Regions from separate parts of the Homo sapiens genome. Here regions 1, 2 and 4 are each linked to region 3. A link is a contact called in ENCODE Hi-C or POLR2A ChIA-PET data. All regions are on one chromosome and are shown on one strand. The core of a region is the stretch at or near the end of the contact, and the rest is flanking DNA. Distances in the headings are between cores, read along the strand shown. Region 1 overlaps PPFIBP2 (PPFIB scaffold protein 2). Region 2 holds the start of FHIP1B (FHF complex subunit HOOK interacting protein 1B). Region 3 holds the start of ZNF215 (zinc finger protein 215). Region 4 holds the start of CYB5R2 (cytochrome b5 reductase 2).

The links. A loop is a pair of places that touch in the nucleus more often than their neighbours do. ChIA-PET counts read pairs that join two places held with the same protein, here RNA polymerase II (POLR2A). Pooled maps may share reads with other maps.
Region 1: a loop to region 3 is called in a pooled map, with 3 times the contacts of the local background. The contact joins the enhancer-like site here to the promoter of ZNF215 in region 3. A Hi-C loop is called at or near these places in 6 of 37 single-sample maps with no recorded cell type and 2 of 50 pooled maps. POLR2A ChIA-PET finds 5 or more read pairs at or near these places in 1 of 52 experiments (HEK293).
Region 2: a map of OCI-LY7 shows a loop between it and region 3 (3-fold over the local background). The contact joins the promoter of FHIP1B here to the promoter of ZNF215 in region 3. A Hi-C loop is called at or near these places in 1 of 168 maps with a recorded cell type or tissue (OCI-LY7), 7 of 37 single-sample maps with no recorded cell type and 9 of 50 pooled maps. POLR2A ChIA-PET finds 5 or more read pairs at or near these places in 1 of 52 experiments (activated T-cell).
Region 4: a map with no recorded cell type shows a loop between it and region 3 (6-fold over the local background). The contact joins the promoter of CYB5R2 here to the promoter of ZNF215 in region 3. A Hi-C loop is called at or near these places in 7 of 37 single-sample maps with no recorded cell type and 6 of 50 pooled maps. POLR2A ChIA-PET finds 5 or more read pairs at or near these places in 1 of 52 experiments (H1).

The regions. Positions count from the first base shown.
Region 1 is chr11:7,532,336-7,535,035 of GRCh38, forward strand. The region is part of intron 1 of PPFIBP2 (PPFIB scaffold protein 2); the gene reads left to right. All of the region lies in intron 1 of LOC124902806 (leucine-rich repeat extensin-like protein 5), which reads right to left. Among named protein-coding and RNA genes, the nearest start is that of PPFIBP2, 20 kb to the left of the region's middle. Within about 2 kb of position 1,415, at least 4 of the 41 ENCODE cell types and tissues checked have a DNase peak (open chromatin) inside an H3K27ac peak, as active enhancers do.
Region 2 is chr11:6,233,125-6,235,885 of GRCh38, forward strand. FHIP1B (FHF complex subunit HOOK interacting protein 1B) reads right to left here and starts at 1,512. Exons shown (of 12, transcript NM_001098794.2): 1 at 1,420-1,512. It also overlaps a transcript of CNGA4 not described here. RefSeq lists silencers at 1,187-1,236, 1,417-1,716 and enhancers at 1,759-2,449, 1,847-1,926.
Region 3 is chr11:6,925,123-6,927,822 of GRCh38, forward strand. It overlaps ZNF215 (zinc finger protein 215), which reads left to right and starts at 1,304. Exons shown (of 7, transcript NM_013250.4): 1 at 1,304-1,563; 2 at 2,540-2,685. LOC107984019 (a long non-coding RNA gene) reads right to left here. Exons shown (of 4, transcript XR_001748112.3): 2 at 695-2,040.
Region 4 is chr11:7,672,150-7,674,849 of GRCh38, forward strand. It overlaps CYB5R2 (cytochrome b5 reductase 2), which reads right to left and starts at 1,351. Exons shown (of 9, transcript NM_016229.5): 1 at 1,270-1,351; 2 at 599-742; 3 at 302-374. The coding sequence starts at 676. RefSeq lists enhancers at 964-1,013, 1,034-1,133 and a silencer at 1,654-1,863.

The DNA of each region.
Region 1 (2,700 bases), core at 165-2,664, 610 kb after region 3:
GGGTTAGGACTTCAACATAAGAATTTTGAGGGTGTGGGTACAATTCAGCTCATAACAGGGTGTTTCCAAAATCCTCATTGAACAAGGCTCAGTGTCATGGTGAAGCATGGAGAGGCACTTACTACTGATCCTGCCAACCTTGGGACCAGGAGAGGATGGTGGACCCAGCTAGCTAGTGGAGGAAGCCTGACTGGCCTCGTCCAAAGGCTCAGCTCCAGGCCGAGCTGTTTACTTGTAGTCAGGCTCTCTGGCAGCAGTAGTTTCTGTGCAGTGTCTTCATCTGGCTCCCGTGTGGCCCTCGGAACTCCAGTGAACACAGAGCTGCTAATACCCTCCAGCCCAGGCCTTCGGGGGAAGCCTCCTTCTCCTCTGATGGAGGCAGAGGCCAGGCTGTTGTTGACAGTGCACACAGGCCTGTCTTTAAAGAAATTCTTTGGTCTTCTACTGACTTAACTTTTTTTATTGCAAGGGGAAAAGCATTGCATTGAATCAAAATTAAACTGTTCAACAAATGTTGAAATGAAGGCTCAAATTACAGAATACATTTTGATTAATTCAATTAGTGTTTACCTCCAGCCTGCCAAATTCTGGGGCCTATTCCTCAGCAGGCAGCCAGGGAGGCTCGTAGGAGGGAGTTGGCTATAGGCAAAAGTTACGCACGCTCCAGCTAATAGAGAAAACTTACCAATTCATATCTGTTTTTTTTTGTTGTTGTTGCTTAGCATTCTAAAATAATGGAATAGGGAGAAGTGCCTGGTTTTATTATCTATTAGGGGAAGTGACATCCTTTTTTCTCATTGGTCCTTCAGGAATACAATTGCATCCATCAGTTATGTCTCTCACTCATGCCAGGCCCAAGCGTAAGTTCCCCTTATGGTAGAGACGCTTTCACCTCTGAATATCTGGCTGTAAGAGAGAAGGGACCCCAGGTGTGGAGAAAGTTCGATGAGAGAGGCTGTCATGGATAGCCCCCAATCCTTCTTTCAGAGTGCTGGCCAAGGTTACATGCCCAGCCTCCCTTCACTTTCCACTCAGGTACACAAACACTTAACATTTTGTGTCAACAAACATTTACTGAAGGTCCTGTGCCAGGTTCTTTGCTGGGCTCTGAGGATAGAAAGGTGAATGGAGCATACTCCTTGCTCTCTAGCAGTTAATCTAGACAGGGAGGCAGACACATTGAGAAATAATACAAATTATTATCATCTTCATAAATAATATAGACAGCTCTGACGATAAAGGTGTGTACCAGATATGACAGGAGCAGAGCTGAGGCATCCAGCACCTTCAGGGATGAGGGGTAATGGTGTTAGGAAAGGTTTTCTGGCAGTGGTCATTTGGATAAGGCCTTAGCATGGGTGGGATTTGAAAGTAGAGATGGAGAAAAGCACCCACGTAGAGGAAGTACAGAAAATGGGGTATTTCTGTATGCGAGGGTAGGACGTGGTCCAGTGAAGCTGGAACTCAGAGTGGTGAGGACTATAGCGGGGAAGGTTAACTGTATTAGAGGACTTTGGCAGAGCTGCAAAATGCAGCTTCTCTCCTGAAAGCACTGTGAAGCCGAGGAATGTTTGAGAGCAGAGGAGCATGTCATGAGCTCCATGGAACATGTCTTGCCTGCACAGGGAAAGAAAGACAGATTGCAGGGAAGTTGGCTAGAGGTAGAAAGCCCAGAGGAAGCAGCTTTTGCAATCTGGCTGAGAGATGATGAGGTTCTAAACTGTGGTGAGGTGAGAGGTAAGGAGAGTTTGGTGGAATGTTAGGACCTATTCAGGGAGTTTGAATGGCACTGTAGAAAGAGCACCAAATGAGTCATCAGGAACTTAGGTTCAAATCTCAGTTCTGCTGGAAGGGAAAGTAGAATTCTCTGCCCCCTGCCCTGAAAAGTCCACATCCCCAGGTGGTGGTTTGGTTTTTTGTGTTAGCCTGTTACTATAAAAAGAATTCAAATGTACACAGAAATAGAAATAGTAAAATGCATCCTCTTACCCATCATTTAGCTTAACCTCTTGCTTGTATTATTTTTTAGGGGGGCAATTTTTGAGATGAAGCTTTTTGGAAATATTCACTTTGAGGTTGCATTTGAAGCATTTCTCTGAATCTGTTTATGATCTGGTTGAGGCAATGAAATAATTTCACGTCCATTTGTTCCTCCCTGGAGGTAAATTGTGTGTATGCATGTGTGTTCTTTGCTGTAAGAAGGAAAATGAGGGTAGCTTCCCTTGAAGGGTAAGTTCTGGGGCTGAGGAGGCACATTGCCAACCGGGTCCTGTCAGGGGCATGAGGCTCTCTGTCTGCTGTGGGGGCAGGTGTGGTGTGGACAGGGGAGAGAATGGAGGTAAGGACTACCACAGGTCAGACACCCTTATCCATTCACTGGGAGGGGCTTGTTGCCCAGAGCTTAATTCACACTGACCAACCTGACAAGGCTGGTCCATAAGCCAGACACCAATTTAATTTACTCTGGCAGGCATTGTGCAGTGGCCACAACGCAAATGCCTGCTTTCCCAGACCGCCTTCCTGGCCTTACCCCACCTGGCAAAATGAATTACAGCATCATCCGCAGGTTGCTGGGGAGCCATGCTCTCAAATAGAAGGCACCATGTGCATTGCAGGTGCATCACTACAGGCCCTGATGGGACCTCATAGGCTCTTTCTGGTGCAGGCCACTTCCTTTGCCAAGGTGGCTCTAGGGAGAGG
Region 2 (2,761 bases), core at 262-2,761, 690 kb before region 3:
TCTGGACTCCAGAAAGAAGCAATGAGAATATACCACAGGATATAGGAGTTGGCTCTGAAGCTAAGACTCTGGAAAAGAATGGGGACTGAGGCTGTCTAATTCTCAGGAAATGGTCTCTCCCTGTCCACTGTAGAGTTAAGGAAAGACTTAACTCTTTCTGAGTCTGGAAAGAATAGGATGTCCCAACCCCATGGCTGACTAGCAGTAGAGAGGAAAATTTAGTAGTGTGAAAGTGGCCATTATCACTGAATGCCAAACCAACTTTCCAGAATTTCACGTGCATTTGGGTTGGTGGGGAGAAGAGGACCTAAAAGAATGCTAGTAAGATGAACCCAACTACAGGGTGTGGAGAGGAAGAGATAAATTTTCAGGTGGCTAAAATGTTCAGTATCTTGAGACTGATGATGATTTCACAGATGTGTACACATGTCAAAACTCATCAAACACACATTTTAAATATAATATAAACTAGCTTTTTAAAAAATTCAACTGTAAGAAAGGAGAGTAAGGCCATCCTGTTTGGGATCCTAAATATAGTACTGTATAGGGCAAACCATATGACCTCCATAAAAGTAGAATTAGCAACTGAATATGGTCAATCCAATCAAAGACCCACAGTTAAGCACAGGTAAGGAGCAACAGTGGAATAAGGTTGTCCAGAAGCAAGTAGAGAGAAAACACAAGCTGTCACAGCGCAAAACCCTTCATGAGAGGGCCCATCTTCAACTATGCAGTCCAGAGAAGGAACTCGAAGGAACTGAAGTTTCTGTGATTACTCTGTTGAAGTCTGAGCCTCAAATATGACTTTCATTACCATAGTACTATTGCCTATGACACCTTCATTTTCTCGTCCTCCAGAATATGGAAAGTCCATGGGAGCAGAGGAGTCAGGTGCACAACACTTCCATCTAAGCTGCCCTACTTTGTCTAAAACTATTGCTCTCACTGGACAGGGCAGTCCATCGAAGGAGGCCTCAGAACCAACCTCTCACCTTTATCCAAGTCTCACAAGCCCTAATTCCCTCCTCCCATGCCTCGCCTTCAACTCCCTCACCAATTTGCCGCCACCCCGCAGGCTCCCACCTGCGCCTTTTACTCTCTCTCTCCTCGCGCAGGCCTTACCCCTCACTCTAGTCCCAGGGTATCCTTCACACCAGCCCTCAGTAGCCCCAGCCCTAGTAAACCGCGTTCAGGAGTCCCTTCAACTTGGCACCTCCGAAAGCACCCAGCCTCTCACAGCCCCTCATTTGTCCACTCACCTGTAAGCTCTCACCCTCCTTCCCTATCTTAGACACTCACACCCGGACCCTCACCACCTGCCAACCCCTCACAACCAGTACAGTAACCAAACCCGTCACCGTCTTTTCCCAGTCTCTCATCCCCACAAACGACTCTCCAGGCCCTCTGGCCCATGCGTACCGTTCACTCACGGAACGCCGAACCTGGCCGGGCCCGGTTGCTGCTGCGGTGTTAGGTGAGTTCAGGCCGCCGCCATCGCTTCTCAAGCGCACCAGCCGCGCCCCGCCCCGCGCCACACGCAGCCCGCGCCCCCGCGCACCACACGCAACCGCCCGGCGTCGCACGACTGGGCAATGGCGTGCCAGCTCATTGGCTGAGCCGGACCAAACCCGAGCAAGGACGCTTGTTTCCTGGCAACGGCTAAACGCAAGGGCGGGGTCGCCGACGGCTATCCGAGGGAGGAGCACCGCCTCTCCTCTTGGTTCCGTCCCTTCGTACGTAAACCCCGCCCCTCAGAAGGACTCCGGCGTGTCATAGGCGAAGGCCTCTGGGAAGGTGGAGGCCGGCAGGGCGGAGGCGGAGCCCGGGAAGGAAAGGTGGAACCAGAGGGCAGAAGGCGGGACCTAAGGAGAGGCGATTTTTACAGGCAGGGAAAGATCAGAAGGGCGGGGCTTGGGAGAGATGGAGCCGGAAGAAAGACGAGCGAGAAAGGGGTGGGGCCATGGATTCCAGGAGACGCTTGGAGTGGAAGAGTGGGTGTGGAGGGGCGAGGCTATCACGAAAAGAGAGGAGGAATCAGTAGGTGGGCCGGGCCTGCGGAAAAGTGGAGCCCTAGAGAGGGCTGACTGCGGGCACTCTAGTTCATTTTGCTCCATCGTCGTGCATAGCTTGGTCTCTACTTTAGTACCCCAGCGGTGACTGCCCCTGGCTCCCCCAACACCGCTGTGCTGTGCTGCTCCGTCACCCCTTGAGCACTTAGTCAAGGAACACGGAATAAGTGCCTGCATGCCCAGCTGGATTCCGGATCAATTAGAACCGGCCTCTGCTCTCCAGGACCTCAGAGAATTGCAGCGTAGTGTAATAAGTACATTACTACGGGGGCCACCTAGGAGCAGCACTTAGCATGATTTGCATGTATAGAGGATGAGAGGAAGGTACGGTGAAGGAGCTTAGGGAAGACTTCCGGGAGGTGACGGTGTCTAAGCCGAGTCTTGGGAAACAAGCAAGAGTAAGATAAACTAAAATAGAAAAATAGAAGTTTCAGATAAGGCATGTAGTTTTAAAAGTACTTTACCGGCTGGGCGCGGTGGCTCACGCCTGTAATCCCAGCACTTTGAGAGGCCGAGGCGGGCGGATCACGAGGTCAAGAGTTCGAGACCAGCCTGACCAACATAGTGAAACCCCGTCCCTACTACAAATACAAAAATTAACTGGGCGTAGTGGCGCGCGCCTGTAATCCCAGCTGCTTGGGAGGCTGGGGCAGGAGAATCGCTTGAACCCGGGAGGCGGAGGTTGCAGTTAG
Region 3 (2,700 bases), core at 54-2,553:
CAGTGAGCTGTCACACCACTGTACTCCAGCCTGGCAGCCTGGGTGACAGAGTGAGACCCAGTCAAAAAAAGAAGAAAGAAAGAAAAGAAGCAAGCAAGCAAGAGAGAAAAAGAAAGAAAGAAAGAAAGAAAGAAGAAAGAAAGGAAAGAAAGAAAGAGAAAGAAAGAAAAGAAAAGAAAAAAGCAAAGAAAATAAGAAATCTGAATAAAGTATTGTGGACTTAATGTATCAATGTTATTTTATTTTTTATTTTTATATTTTATTTTTATTTTCTTAGTTGTAACAAATATACCATAATAATTTAAGAGGGTAATAACAGGGAAAACTAGTTGTGGAGTAGAAGGTAACTCTGTATATTACCTTCTCAATTTTTCCAAAACTGTAAATCCAAAACTGCTCTAAAAAATAAGGTCTATTTAAAAAGAAATAAAAGAAACTATATGGTGTGTCCTTGTTTTTTTGTGTCACTAGCTGTTCAAAGTTGCCATCTTGTTTTACCTTAGTCCACTCCTGGCCTAGATATAAAGCTCTCTCTGGTTTAAGTTCTTTCACTCTGCTCCTACAGCACTGTCCACATGCCTCTAGGCAAGCACTAATCATATTATCATGTACTTAATGCCACCAAGCATTCTCTCCTTTGTGACACACACATCCCTTCCCTCTGTGTCTCCACACCCACCAGATTTCCTCCTACCTCTCAGGCTGATCCTCCTCTCTCTTTTTTGCAGGTCCGCCTTCCTGACTCAACCAATGGTGTTGGTGTTCCCTGGGCCAATTCCAGCCCATTTCCTTCTATTTTCTCTCTTCCTCTCTGTCCCTTTCTCTGCAGTCCTATTCCAATGGATAGCATCAATCACCATCTACCCAGATTGACCCAAATTTTACAGGTCTAGCCCCAGACATCTCTAAATTCCCAAATGCCTACATCCAAATGCCTAATTGACAATGCTTCTCAGATGCCACAAAGTACCTCAGTCTTAACAAGCCAAAACTGAACAACGAACTGCAAGCCCTCTCACTTCCATACAAAACTGAATGAATGAATCTGTGAACCAATAAACCAATAAAGACCATGTAAGAGACAATGTCTTGTCGAAATTGTCATTGTTTTTTGATTCCAGACAAATGGGGTGTGGGGAACAGAAAGGCGATTTGGACTAGTTTCCCCGGACGGGATGAGGCAGCGCCGGAAGTATGACGCTCATTTCTTTAAGCCACTAGAAGCTCACCGTGAGTCCATTCACAGGGCCAGAGTTCCAAGTGTGCGGCGTGGGCGGGGCCTGCAGAAAGGGACGGGGCCTGCAGAAAGGGACGGGGCTGGCAAAGGCCTGGTCTACCTCACCGATCCGGGTCGCGGGGGCTCCTAGGGGGTTCCTTCCACAGCTGGTGCGCGTGCGCAAGAGTGCGTCGAGGTTGTTCCGCGGCAATTTATGAAACTCGGAGCCGGCAGTGAGTTGAGGGTTCGGCGAGGTCAGGGATTCCTAGTTGCAGCGTGATTACCAACGCCAGCTCCCTTCACTGTCCAAGACAGCGATTCCGCGGCTCCTCTGAGAACTGGCGCTTGTGAGTGACTGAACGGGCCACTGGAGAGGAGCGGTGCTCACGGGTATCGTTCTCGTCAGCGGGCGGTGGGGACGCGGGGTCTTGGAATTGGGAATCACGCTTGAGGGCGTCCATGCGGAACGTGCAGCTTACCTCAGCTTGCTTGCAGTTACCCAGTTTCCACGCTGCCCTCCAAGGTCTGTGCCGGAAAACCTGGAGGAGGGCGCGAGCTGACGGGAGGGATGGAAACGTGGGCTGCGGAAGTAAGACAAGCGTTGAGAGCAGCGACAGAGGGCGAGGGGGTGGGCGGCGGGACGGCTGGGGTCAGGATCCAGCTCCGCTAAAGCAAGGATTTAACCACACTCCTGTCGCCTCTTCCACTCTGCAATAGGGGCAGTCTCCAGACGCGCAGAGTGGTTAGTATGTTATGATCAGCTGGTTTGGGAATGGCTGGTATTGATGCCTCATGGAAAAACCAAGCGTGACTGGATCAATCAACTGGGAAAGACAATGGAGTTTTAATTAATTCATATTGCCTTGTTTTCCCAGTCATTCCTGGCCACCTCCCTAAAAGATTAAAACCTCCAAGTATCGTACTTATTTTAAAATAATTCTTTCTCCATTTAACATAAATGACTTCTATTCAGTCACTTATTTGCAAACTGTTTTCTGTTCCTCTTTATCTAAGCTACTCTCGCCAGGTGGTTCTTACCTCAAGCAGCTGTCCTACCTACAACCTGTTTGATTAGAAATAACCCTCTTCACAGACAGTACCTTTTTTCCATAATTAGCAGCTGTTCGAGTTCCTTGCGGCCATAAAACCGTAGAACTGGTGCCACCTGGTTATATTAGTCTAACCATCCACTACAACTTCAGGTCCCTCCGTCACAGTGGTACTGGCTCCGTGTCTTAATCCTGAATCCCACCTTTATATCAGAGGCATCTATTCAGTACTTTAGAGTTTAACTGTTATATTTCCTGGCTTTGTATATTCCAGTGTTCATCATTTGCCACTTAAGCTACTTGCAGTCACGTCACACCTTGGATCTCTATCATCAAAACTATTCCACCTCGGAAATCTTACCTAAATGCAGCATGCCATCCTGAACGTCTCTCCCTGTCCTAGCTCTGTAACTGTTTACAGTGAGTAATTCATTA
Region 4 (2,700 bases), core at 101-2,600, 750 kb after region 3:
CTTCCCTTAAGTTCCCCAGCAAGGAGCCTTCCATGAGATTTTAGGCCTTTTGGCTCTAGGTTCAGTTCTTTTCAATGCTCACTGAGGTACCACTCTCGTGTCAGCCCAATTGGAATAATGAAGAAAAGAAATTTTCTGTCCCACATCCATCCCCCTATCTATCTCCCTGAGCTCACAGGCTCAGGAGGAGCAAGAGGGCATCTTCCACACCTCAGGACGTGGGAAACCTGTGTTTCTGTTAAGAGAGGAGGGCCTAGCCCCCAGAGGCCCCAGTCCTGGTGATGACCCAAGCCCGGCTCACCTACAGGAAGCCCTAAGACATGGTCCGGCGAAGGCAGTCCAAAGCGGAACCTCCGGGTGTTGTGGCTGATTTTCTGATAAAACAAAACATAGGCAGGTTCTGTCAGCTTTCTAGAAGCCTTGCTGGGCAGCTGAGATGCCTGGGAAAGGAGGTCCGTTTGGCGCTATTCCAGCACACACACACACACACACAGGGCGGCGGGGAGTGAACTGGAGGCCATGAGATGACTGTCTGGATGCCCTGCCATCCCAGCCATCATCCACTTACTGCCTTCCACCCACAGGGCTGACCCATTACCTCTTTCTCAATCAAGGGCAGCGGGTACTTGGCTTCAGGGTCCTGTAAGGTGATTGGCTCTCTCCTCCTGGAGTTCATGCTCTTCAGGACCAACACGAGCACAGTGACCCCAGTGACGGTGATGGTCAGGAGCAGGGACGGGTCCTGGCAGACACAATGTGAACAGAGCACCTCAGGTCTTGCCCGCCCTGGACAGGGCAGCTCTCAGGCGCAGAACACCCTCCCCACACCAAAGGCACAGGAGCTGAGCTCTGCCTGCAGGAAATAGGCAAAGAGAACAGTAGTGACACAGAAGGCGGCTGGGAGAGCCTGTCGTGGACCAGAGGGTAGGGAGGGGTCAGCTGCAGGTCACACAGGAAGGATGTTTCAGGCCCCTGGAGCAGGCAGCACACATGGCCTGGGGTGCTCAGGTCACTAGGCCCCTCCTGGCTACAGCCAAAGGTTCATACACTGGAAGTCCCTTCCTTGAGGTGAAGGGGGAGGACATCACCCCTAACACACAATCCGGAATGAGGGGCCCAGTCCCTAAAGACAGAACTAGGGTGCGTAGCTCTAAGAGGTGCCCCGTGACTTAGGGCCTGGGGACTCCCCAACAGTCTCCTGGACAGGGCGAAGGGGGCCTGGGCACTCAACTGCCAGAGACTCGGGAGCCTCCCCGCATCTGTCCCTACCCTACAAGGCCGCCCTGCTCCTCTCCCAACTCAAGCCCGACAGGGAAAGTTGCCTCTCCTCCCGCCGGGTCACTGGAGTCTCAGCCTTCCGGAATCCGAGCCGGCCCGCCCCACTCCCCGCCCTTCGCGGTCCCGCCCACGACCTCTCCCCACGCCTCCCGCTCCGGCCCCCAACCTCCCGGTCGGACGTTCGTTCCCGGCTCTAGCCGGCCTCCGCGCCTCTGGCCTCTTTCCTTCCGGCCGTCCCGACGGAGATATTTCTTCAATACTCCATAAATACACCCCGCCGCGGAACCCACCCGGAGTGAGACGCCCAACACGTCGTCGAACTGGGGTTGGCCGGGGGCCGCTCCCCGCCGCGGGCCCGCAGACTCGTGGCGTCGCCCCGCAGCTCCGCCTGGCCGACGGGGAACCGGCCGAGACCCGGACACGCACGCCCGGGAGGACAAAAGCGCGGGCGGACCCCGCAGGCTGGGACCCCGGCGGCTGGCCCGCTCCCCGAGAAGGGCCGTGGTCGGGGGGCTCTCACTCACGAGCCGCTGGCTCTGGGTCAGCCCTGCCCCCAGGGCAGCGCTCCATCATGAGGCTGGCGGGGCGCTGAGCCGTGGCGTCCTCGCTCCTGCGCTGCCCCTCTGCATCCTGGCCCCTTCCCTGCACACGCAGAGCTGCCACACTGAGCGCCCCTCAGCTTACTTAAGCTCGGCAAGGCTGGAGAAGGCCGTCTGGGTGACCGGGCGGAGGGGGATGCTGGGGAAGGAAGAATTCAGGCAGCTGCAAAGAGCGCGCGAATATATTCATTCGACATACCTCATGGGCGCCTACCCTGGGCCTGGTCCGGGGCGGGTGTTTGCGGGGTGGGGCCGAAGCAGGGGCGTCGCCGAGTTGAAGACGTGTACTCCGAGCGCTCCTGCGTTCATTCATTCGCTGGGTGGAGAGAGGAAGGACAAGAGCCCCGCGCCGATCGGAGGGGAGCAGAATAGTAGGCACAGTTAGAGGGTCTTCACGGTGCGTTTCGGAACCTTGGCTGCCCGGCTCGCCCTTGATTACAGGCAAAGGCAAATTCTTGCCTCAGGACCTGTGTGAAACAGAGAAGCCCAGAAGCAGATCCCCACCTGTTTGACTCTGCTAGGGCTGCTGTAACAAAGTGCCGCAGACTGAGCGGCTTAAACAACAAAAATTTATTGTCTCGCAGGTCTGGGGGCTGGAAGTCCAAAATCAAGGTGTGGGCAGAGTGGGTTCCTTCTGAGGGCTGTGAGGGAAGGATCTGTTCCATGCCTCTCCTAGGTTTGTAGGAGAGGGGCTAGGAGAAGGGGCATCTTCTTCCTATGTCTCCACATTTTCATCCCTCTGTGTGTGTCCCTGTGTCCAAATTTCCCCTTTTATGAAGACACCAGTCATATTCAATTAGGGTCCATCCTAATGACCTTGTTT